Linked DNA regions of Homo sapiens: region 1 is linked to region 2. A link is a contact called in ENCODE Hi-C data. All regions are on one chromosome and are shown on one strand. The core of a region is the stretch at or near the end of the contact, and the rest is flanking DNA. Distances in the headings are between cores, read along the strand shown. Region 1 holds the start of PPEF2 (protein phosphatase with EF-hand domain 2). Region 2 holds the start of SCARB2 (scavenger receptor class B member 2).

Region 1 (4,994 bases), core at 781-3,280, 310 kb before region 2:
TTGTAACTAACTCTTGGTGACCTTTTGTCACCAAGGACAAAAAGGATATGTTTTCCTATGTCATGTGGAAGGGGAAAAGGGGTACCTAGCTACCATTATAACAGCAAAGGCACATGTGATCCCTGCCTTGGGGCTCCCTGGTCTCATCTGTTTCTCTGTTATTTATGGATAATGGTAACGTCATTACAGGGTTGTTAGGAGTGTGAAGTGAGGTTATATATGAGGAGTACTTTGCAAATGTTTGTCATCGTCATGAAAAACATAGATAAGGAATTTTCTTAAATGACATCCTCAAAAATCTCTTAAAGTTCTTCTCCTCCTCAGATAAAAAGCACCTTAAATAATTATCAGTAAAGAATCAACAAAATACATCATGATGCTTTAAAAACAATGGAATGTATTCCACCATGACAAAGAACAAGGCAAGTCGATATGTAATCATATGAAAACGGCCCCAAGATATATTGTTACATGAAGAAAAGCAAATTCCAGAAGAGCACGCCTAGTGTGATATCATCTGTATAAAAAAAGTCAGTAAGTATATAAAAATGAAAGACTATACACCAAGCTATTAACAGTAATTACCTCTGGAGAAAGAGGTTGGGTGAGAGATTTCCATTTTTAACTTATATACTTCTATTACAGCTTTTGTAATTAAAAATCAATAAATGATATTTTTCTAAAATTTTTACACATAAGAAAAATTAGAAAGTGGCTCTGACTAAATAGGTATCCCATATGGCTGCTTAAGAGAAGAAGATGGAGTCATCTACGGACAAGCAGAGAACATTCTAGAAATCAATAAGAAAAATGGCTGGGTGCCGTGGCTCATGCCTGTAATCCCAGCACTTTGGGAGGCTGAGGCGGTTGGATCCCCTGAGCTCAGGAGTTCGAGACCAGCCTAGCCAAGATGGTGAAATCCTATCTCTACTAAAAATACAAAAATTAGCTGGGCATGGTGGCACATGCCTATAATACCAGCTACACTATTTGGGAGGCTGAGGCAGGAGAATCGCTTGAACCTGGGAGGTGGAAGTTGTAGTGAGCCAAGATTTCGCCACTACACTCCAGCCTGGGTGACAGAGCGAGACTCCACCTCAAAAAAAAAAAAAGGAAATGAACAGAAAGGGGAAGTAGAATAATTCTCAAGGGAAAAACTAAAAATGTGAAAACTTCATAAGGTCAGCCACAGAAAACGAGCTTGAGGGAGCCCGAGATTGTTGAATCAGCACCTTTGGTAATCACCAGCTGTCTTCTCCCCCTGATGATTTCCCAAGCTGAGCCATCTCTCCAGGTGATGAGTACATCCACCCAACGTGGGTGAGACCCCTTCTCCTTCTAGAATTTGACTTAGCATCATCAATGCCTCACATTATCATGAAAAACAAAAATTAGCTAGGGGTGGTAGTGCAGCATGCCTGTGGTTCCAGCTACTCAGGAGGCTGAAGTGAGAAGACTGCTTGAGCCCAGGAGTTCGAGGCTGTAGTGTGCTATGATTGCACTTATGAACAGCCACTGCACTCCAGTCTGGGCAACATAGTGAGACTCTGTCTCTTAGGTGGAAAAAAAAAGTGTTTATCTGTCCACTAAGTGAGCCCAAGAAATCCAGGGCAGAATGGTCACCCAGCACTTGAAGATCTCATCACACAGATAGCAAAGACCCCATCTGGATGAGTTGATAGATAACAGAGGAGCTGTCTTTGACCTTTGTCTCAAAACAACTCTGTATTTATTTCCTAGGTAAAAACATAAGTGTCGCCCTCCTGTTCTCACCCATTTCTACTTTAGGCTAGACAGAAAGTTCTTACCTTCTTTGCTGGGTTTTTTATTTACCATGAGACACAACAAGGCAGAAATCTCTTTAACATGCAGGCGTGATCCCCATCCTGTCTTCAGAGTTGGCTGAGGGATCCCAGGCTGATCTGATTTCTTTCAGACCTACAGAGCCCATAAAGAAGGTGCAGCCCTAGTCTGCCATGTCTTCTTCCTGAAAAGCAATGGTGACATTCACAGCCCTGGCCAAGTATTCACAGTGACAGGAAGGAAAGTTCAGGCTTCTTGCCTCGAAGGAGTAGGCACCCCCTGACGTCAGTCAGATCAGGCCCCCAAGGAAGATTTGAAGGGGGCGACTGCATAGTCGGGGTATCTCCCATATACCCAAGGAGATGGGTTTCTCTAACAGCACCCACGTCAGTCCTAAATCTTCTTACTCTCCTGGATTAGAAGACTGTGTTTCCCAGGCCACATCTGAGAAGCCTGAGCTCCTTAGCCCTGAAATAGCAGAGTGCTGACAAGACACAGGGGCCTAGGGGCTCTGGAGTCCAAGGGGAGTCCTCAGCAGAAGACACATAGGAGGCATTCTTTGTTGGGGCTGGCTTTTCTGTTTGCAAAGCCTGCTTGAAATATCCTGCCCTTTCTATGGACACTTTCCTTAGGATATAACCTAATCTGTGGTTAATCACTATTCTTGGACAACTTACTTTTTCAGTTAATCTAAGATGCTCGTGTGTGTGTTCTGGTAGGTACTAAATGCACCATGGAAATTCTCAAAGAAAGTGATATTCTGTTTGTCTATATCTAGTAGGTCAAGTTTGTTCATTATTATTATTATTATTATTATTATTTTGAGACAGTCTTGCTCTGTCGCCCAGACTGGAGTGCAGTGGCACAATCTCAGCTCACTGTAACCTCTGCCTCCTGGGTTCAGGCAATTCTCATGCCTCAGCATCCCGAGTAGCTGGGATTACAGGCACCCCCGCTGCCATGGCCAGCTAGTCTTTCTATTTTTAGTAGAGACAGGGTTTCTCCATGTTGGCCAGGCTGGTCTCCAACTCCTGGCCTCAAGTGATCTGCCCACCTCAGCCTCCCAAAGTGCTGGGATTACAGGTGTGAGCCTCCACACCCGGCCTAAATTTGTTAATTATATTAATTCAGATCCTCTTTATCTTTGTTTATTCTTCCTGATCTGACCATCTTTGAAAGAGGTATTTTGAAGATTTCTATGACAAGTACAGATTTAGCAAATTCTCCTTGTATTTGAGTCTTTGCATTACACGTTTTGAAGCTATATAATTAGATATTAAATTTAAACCATGTAAAATTGCCATCGGCAACTGTGTAATTACACATGAAGCCGTATTGTCATTTAACTGTCTTGGTAGAGGGTGACATAAAAATTAAATATCACTCTGCCTTTTAAAATTCTTTTTGCATTTGATTCTCTTTTGTCTGATATTAACATTTTCACATTAGCTTAGTTTTTGTTAGTGGCTGACTGCTAACATTCTTTCTCCAAGTTGACTAAAAGACTGATAAAATCCTGTATTACTGAGAGTATGAGAAAAAGGACCCTCTCCATATACTATTGCTGGGATCGTTAAAATGTTTCATTTTGGGGGAATTAAATTAAATTTTAATTGTAATTTATTAAATTACATACTTAAAATATGTAAATCCTTTAATCTAGAAATTATACTTCTAAGTATCTTACAGAATTATACACCCATGCAAAAATCTATATAAGGATTTTTATTACTGTATAATTTGTGATTAGGAAAAGTTGGAAAATAACCTAAGATATTTTTTTATGTGGTATTACCCATATTTTCTAGTTTCCATATTGATGCTTTGACATTTTGGGGCCTTGTTGACCAGGGAGAGACTACACCTCCTGGGATTAGCTGATCCCTGAGATGCAAACTAACCAATCTAGAGCCCTACCACCAAATCCCTCCTTTTTTGGACTTTCATACTCAAGGCCGTTATCTCTCTACCCTAATCACCCTGACATCATATATCAGACAACTCAGTGCAGTCTACAGTCAGGAGTCAGCTGACACTATTCCAACTAGCTAGTCCTCCACCTGCTTAGCCGCCTTACCCTGCCTCACCCATTCCTTCCCTCGAAAACCACAGTTCTCCTGTCCTCTGCCTGTGACCAACCTCAGTGTTCTCTCCCGTGGCTGTGCAGGTGTGACCTCTCCTCTTGGGAACGAGGAGTAATAAGCTATCTTTTAAATGGCAATTGTCCCCTGATCTGTTGGCCTTATCATACCTGAATAAAAATAGAATCTACATTTTAAAACGTTTATGCATTTTTAAATGTCTTAATGAGTACAGATGGCAGTTATCACTAGGGGTACTCATGGGGAGAGTGCCATCCACAAGTGGGGAAGAGAGGCAGAGGATCACATTATGTACTGTTTGATTTATTTTTATATTAGAAATCTGTTACTTGTGTTCTTATTATTATTATTTTTTTTTTTTTGAGACAGAGTTTCGCTCTTGTTGCCCAGGCTGGAGTGCAATGGCGCAATCTCGGCTTACTGCAACCTCTGCTTCCTGGGTTCAAGCGATTCTCCTGCCTCAGCTTCCTGAGTAGCTGGGATTACAGGCATGTGCCACCATACCTGGCTAATTTTTTATTTTTAGTGGACACAGGGTTTCTCCATGTTGGTCAGGCTGGTCTTGAACTCCTGACCTCAGGTGACCCGCCAGCCTCAGCCTCCCAAAGTGCTGGTATTACAGGCGTGAGCATGGTGATGCCCAGTCACTTGTGTACTTTTTAAAAACAGAATATTTTGAAAACCAGCTCTCTCCATCTGCCATGAAAGCTCTGTAGGCCAAGCCATTTTTATTTAAAAATATATATATATTTTTTGAGAACGGGTCTTACTTGCCCAGGCTGGTATTTGCAGTGGCACAATCACAGCTCACTGCTGCCTTGACCTTCCCGGACTCAGGCAATCCTCTTGCCTCAGCCTCCCAAGTAGCTGGGACCACAGGCATGTGCCACCATACCCACCTAATTTTTGTATTTTTTGTAGAGATGGGGTTTTGCTATGTTGTCTAGGCTGGTCTTGAGCTCATGCAATCCACCTGTCTCGGCCTCCCAAAGTGCTGGGATTACAGGTGTGAGCTGCTGCGCCCAGCCAAAATTTTTTAAATAAAATTTTCAATTTTATTTATTTATTTATTTATTTTAGGCCAGGCGT
Region 2 (4,863 bases), core at 965-3,464:
TTAAACAGCCCACGGTCACCGAGCTGGGACATAGTGGAAGCTAGGTTTCATGCCCAGGAGTGTAACATCCTCAATCTTTCCCACTGTCCCATGCTACCTACCACCCTACAGGTAATCCAGGAAAAAGCAGAATAGCGATGTGTGACTTACCTCTAATGACAACAGTATTTCCACACCTGCCCACTGAAACTAGCCCTGTCCTTTAGTTTCATACAATACACCGTGCAGTCCTCCTTAGCTGGGATTGAGCAGCTCTGAAAGTCCACTTCCCTGTACTATTACTTATCAGAACAGAGTCCATTCCTCATGGAGAAAAACACTTGGAAATATCAACACAAACTCAGGCCCCAGCCAAGTTGCCTTACAGCCACCCCCTCACCCAGAGAAATGGAGACACACAGAGAATCTAAGGGCTGGCTATATGGGAACCACGGGGAAGATCACTCATCCTATAGGGCTCCTTGAAACAGCCTTTCAAGGCCATATAAGAAAACTCACATATTTACTATAATTGGATTGCTTTACTCTAGTCACCCAAAGCAAGAGTTTACATCCTCAAACACAGCTCACCATGGATTTGGACATGGACAGGAGTGGAGAAAGGATTCAGTTTCTTTTTTCCTTGAACATGATTGCTCAAAGGAAACTGACCCTCGAGACGCTCAGACAGTGGGCCTTGTCTTCCCTTGGCAATGTGAACTTTAAAAATTACATTATGCTTTGCCATGGTGCTTTTTGAAAAACTGCCTTTAACTGCCAGATTTCAGGTACTCACTTAATTACTTTTGGAAACTCAGTTAAAGGAAGATATCCATTGCCACCTGGAATAAAATAGCTTTACTGACTGGAGAGTGCAGTGATTCAAAGTAGACTAGGCCTGGGCTTTTTTATCTGGCCGCAGCAAGTGCAGACCAGTGGGAGAAATGAAGCGTGCAGTTATGGATGCTAACAAGAAAGGCTGCTGCTCCAGTGATTATTTTTCTTTTTTAAGGAAAAAATGATCCCAGTAATTCTCTTTTGTTCCTCTTTTGACACAGCTTGGTGGATGTGGGGGAAAGGGCAGATGAAATGACCAGTGAAATCAAAAGATGAAGTCTTCTTAAAGGACTGGCTCTCCAGCCCAATCATCTAGAGGAAGAGACAAGTTCAGATTCTTGTAGGGTATCTAAATGCATCTGTGCCTGAAAATTATGGCCGTTTGAGAAAAACAAGAATTCATGGTGAGACAAAGCAACACAGACTGTTGGTACAAGATACAAAGCCACTAAGTCAGCGTTCAGCAAAGACTGATGGATGAATTGTCACCCAGCCTAAAGGACTGGCCCAGCTACCAACTGCCCCTGCCCAGCCCAAGAGGGCAAGAACACAATAGACCGCACACCCACGTCTCATCCCCAGGCGCACACCACTTCAAAGGCTACAGCAAGCAGACAACATAACCTGCCTCTTCTGCGGTGTCTTTCATTCAGTTCTGTTTCTTCATGAAGTGGGAAGGAAACAAGTTTGGGCCCACCTGAGATTGGGGTGTAGACGGAAGGAGTGGGGAGAGATGCAAACGACAGAACACAACCGAAGGCCTTTTTAAAAGTCAGGATCCATAGCCTTACTTATCACTGTAAAGGGAACAGAGTCGGCTCCATCCTTCCTCATCCTTCTTTAACCCTCGCCTACCAAGCCCTGGAAGACAGGGACGCAAGAAGAGCTCTAGCGCGGAGGGTCTGCCTGAGTGCTGGTCTTTCCCATACAAGATGTAGCAGCAGGGATGGGAGGGTGAGCTGGACGACTCCACAACACACACACAGCCCGCCCCGCCTCACCTTCTCGATACTCTGGTCTACAGCCTTCTGGAAGACCCGGGCCACCAGCAGCGTGACGCTGGTCACCAGCAGGAGCAGGGACAACGTCCCCGCCGTGTAGAAGCAGCATCGGCCCATTCTGTGCGCCGCTCACGGGCCGGGCCGGGCCGCACCCGCCAGGGATCCAACTGCAAGGAGGGAGGAGCCGCCGCAGAGGCGTCGAAGACCCGGGACCCTTCGGCGCCACGCCCACGCCCTCCCGGCGCACGGTTCGTGCGCGCAGCTCTGGGCTCCGCGGCCTGGCGAGCGCGGCCCCGGGTGCACCGGGCGGATGGGGCCGCGGAGGGACGGGCCCGGACTCGGTTTCGGTTTCCTTCGCCGGGCAGCCGTGGCGCCCGCCTAGCGCAGCTCGGGAGAGTGCAGGGAGCGCGCAGGGACGTGACGTTCGCGGGCCGGGCTCGCCGCAACCCCGCGAGGCAACCGCCGGCGACTGCGCGGGGAGGCGGGCGGGGGCGGAGGCCGCAGTCATGTGCCCTGCGGCGGCGGCAGTGATTCGGCCCGCGCCCTCCCCGGCCGGTCCCCGGTGGCCCTGAGTGGCTGCGGCGCCTGAGCCAGGCCCGGCCTGGCCGCTCCCAGCGCCCTGCACCGCAGGCCCAGCGCTCGCCCCACCGAAATTGCCGAACCTGGTTCACACACTCATTTACTCATTCCGCAGATAGGTCTGAGGGCCTCCCATGGGCCACGCGCTGGGGATTCAAGGTGGCTGGGACATTCCCCTGCTCTAGAGGCGCTCGCAAGTTAGCGGGGACACCGTTACCGCAATTACAACACAATGTAGCAAGTGCTTCTACCAGGTGCCTGCTGAGATCATGCCAGCAAGCATGTTCTGCCTGGATGACCTAGGGCCCCACATTGAACTGGGGCCTGGGGGATGCATAAGTTTGTCACGTAAGGGGCATGTGCAAGAATGGAAGATGTGCAAAAAAGGGAGGAGGAGGCATTTCACGGAGAAGGAAACGGTGAGCAAAGGCATTGGGGGTGAAAGAGCAAAACCTGTAGGAAGCAAGAAGGAAGTTCCTTTTGACTGTAGGCTCAGGTGTTCAGGGGGTGGAGTCGGAGGTGTTGAGGCCCCAAGAGGTCAGACTTTGAAGGGCTCTTGGTATCCTGTTAAAGATGTGGAAGTTGGGAAGGAGCTTAAAGCAGGCATCGCTGGTGTTCTTGCCTGCTTTGCTCACTGTGGTGTCCCAGACACCCAGGACCAAGACCTGCACACAGCCAGGACTCAAGAAGTGTTCGTTAAATGAGTGTTTCTTCTACGCCAGCCCTTTACTAGTTTCTTTGCACAGTTCTACTCATTTAATACCCTTGGCAGTCCTATGAATAGGAGGTTGTGTTTGTCCCAGTCCTCCAGAAACAGTCCCAGATGGGGGTACTATGCAAGAGAGTTTTGAGGGAAAACAGGGAGCTGGACCTGGGATGCAGGTGTGATCCTTGTGAAGGAAAGAGGCAAGCAAGGAAGGAAGGTTGGGTGGAAGGAAGCATTTGATATATATACAGTCCATGTATAAAAAGTTCAGCAAGGCCATTGGGGTGGGGAATCCTTTAGCCAAATGGGCTTGTCCCAGAAGTCTGGCATCTCCCAGAAAGAGGCCCGCCTTAGTATCCCTGCTGTGCTCAGTCATGAGCTGGGAGCAGCCTTAGGAAGCTGGCCTTTGCAGCAACCTAGGGATAAATATCAGGGTATGGATTTCAGCAGAGCTCAGCAGTTGAGGCGGAGCCATTGGTCAGTTATGCTATCTACACTGCAAGATCCAAGAAGTACATTTTCTTGGCAACTATAGTGTATTATCCTCATTTTACACTCAAGAACACTGGGGCTCTGAGTTAAGTAACCTAACAAGCTCAACTGGTTGCTGAGTGGTGGATCCTGCTTGAACCAGGATGTAGGGCTGGCTGTTGGCTTCCAAAACCCTCACTTTTTCTACTCTGCGCATTGCTGCATCCCGATCTGTCACTAATGAGAATCTGAGGACAGCAAATCAGTTAGGAGGCTTTGTTGAGGACTTGGTGAGATAGCATGATGGTTTAAAAATGGTGGCAAATTATTTGTTACTCCTTTCGTTGAGAGGTGGGGTCTATACTTTCTCGCTTTGAATTTGGGCAGGTTTTAGCAATTTGTTAAACCAATAGAATACAGTGGAAATGACCATATCCTGGAACTTCTGAAGCTAGATCATAAATGCCTTGCAACTTCTGCTGGGGCCTTTGCAAATTCTTGCTCTTGGAGCCTCAAGTCACCCCTAAGTTCAGCTACCCGGAGACTGCTGCAGAGAACATGGGAAAGACTGTGGGGAGAAGCCCTGAGTCTGTAGGAAGAGAAATGTCCCACCAGTCCCCAGCTGTCCCTAGCCTTTTGAGTCACAGGCCCTAGACATTACAGAGCAGAGGTGAGTGGTCCCTGCTGAGCCCTGCTCAAAATGCAAAATAAAGGATTGTTGTTGTTTAAGCCACTGAGTGTTGGTGTGGTAGGTTACTCAGTAGATAACTGGAGCAGATGGTAAGGGCAGAACTGAGGCTGGGACATTTTGTAGCTACCAAAGCTCTTCAAGCAGCAGCCCCAGAGGACCAGTCCTGTGTTCAAATAGAACCTGGTGGGGTCCTGAATGATTCAACTGTCCCCAGCCTGATGGGTGGGTGGTCTCCAGTCCTCAGGTGTCCACAATCGGCAGCCTTTCTCTTCCCCTAATCCTGCCTCTTCTCTGCTGTTAAGTTTCAGTTAGCTACATTAACTCTGCTCTGTGCCCCAGTTTGCTTAAGGAGCAATGCTAGCCCACTAACCCTCACATGTCCCCTACCTAGGCATTGGTTGAAGTCCTCCTGTCATCTATATGTCCTCTCCTTCCCTAACTAGAAAAAAAAATTTGGTAACTTGCCTGCCTAGGTACTTTGGCACTCAGAAGTTCATGCTCACACTGAACTTCCACCCCCTACTCTCTGACTGCTACAATCAGATTTTCTGTTTGCGGGCTCCATTCTGGAGGGCAAACTCCATAGGTACCCACTCCTC

Evidence for each region. Hi-C counts contacts between places; a loop is a spot of excess contacts on that map. Pooled maps may share reads with other maps.
Region 1: a loop to region 2 is called in a map of CD14-positive monocyte, with 7 times the contacts of the local background. The contact joins the promoter of PPEF2 here to the promoter of SCARB2 in region 2. A Hi-C loop is called at or near these places in 1 of 168 maps with a recorded cell type or tissue (CD14-positive monocyte) and 1 of 50 pooled maps.

Annotation. Positions count from the first base shown.
Region 1 is chr4:75,900,422-75,905,415 of GRCh38, forward strand. PPEF2 (protein phosphatase with EF-hand domain 2) reads right to left here and starts at 2,031. Exons shown (of 17, transcript NM_006239.3): 1 at 1,809-2,031.
Region 2 is chr4:76,211,610-76,216,472 of GRCh38, forward strand. SCARB2 (scavenger receptor class B member 2) reads right to left here and starts at 2,215. Exons shown (of 12, transcript NM_005506.4): 1 at 1,818-2,215. The coding sequence starts at 1,934. It also overlaps a transcript of FAM47E not described here. RefSeq lists silencers at 1,616-2,020, 1,934-2,553.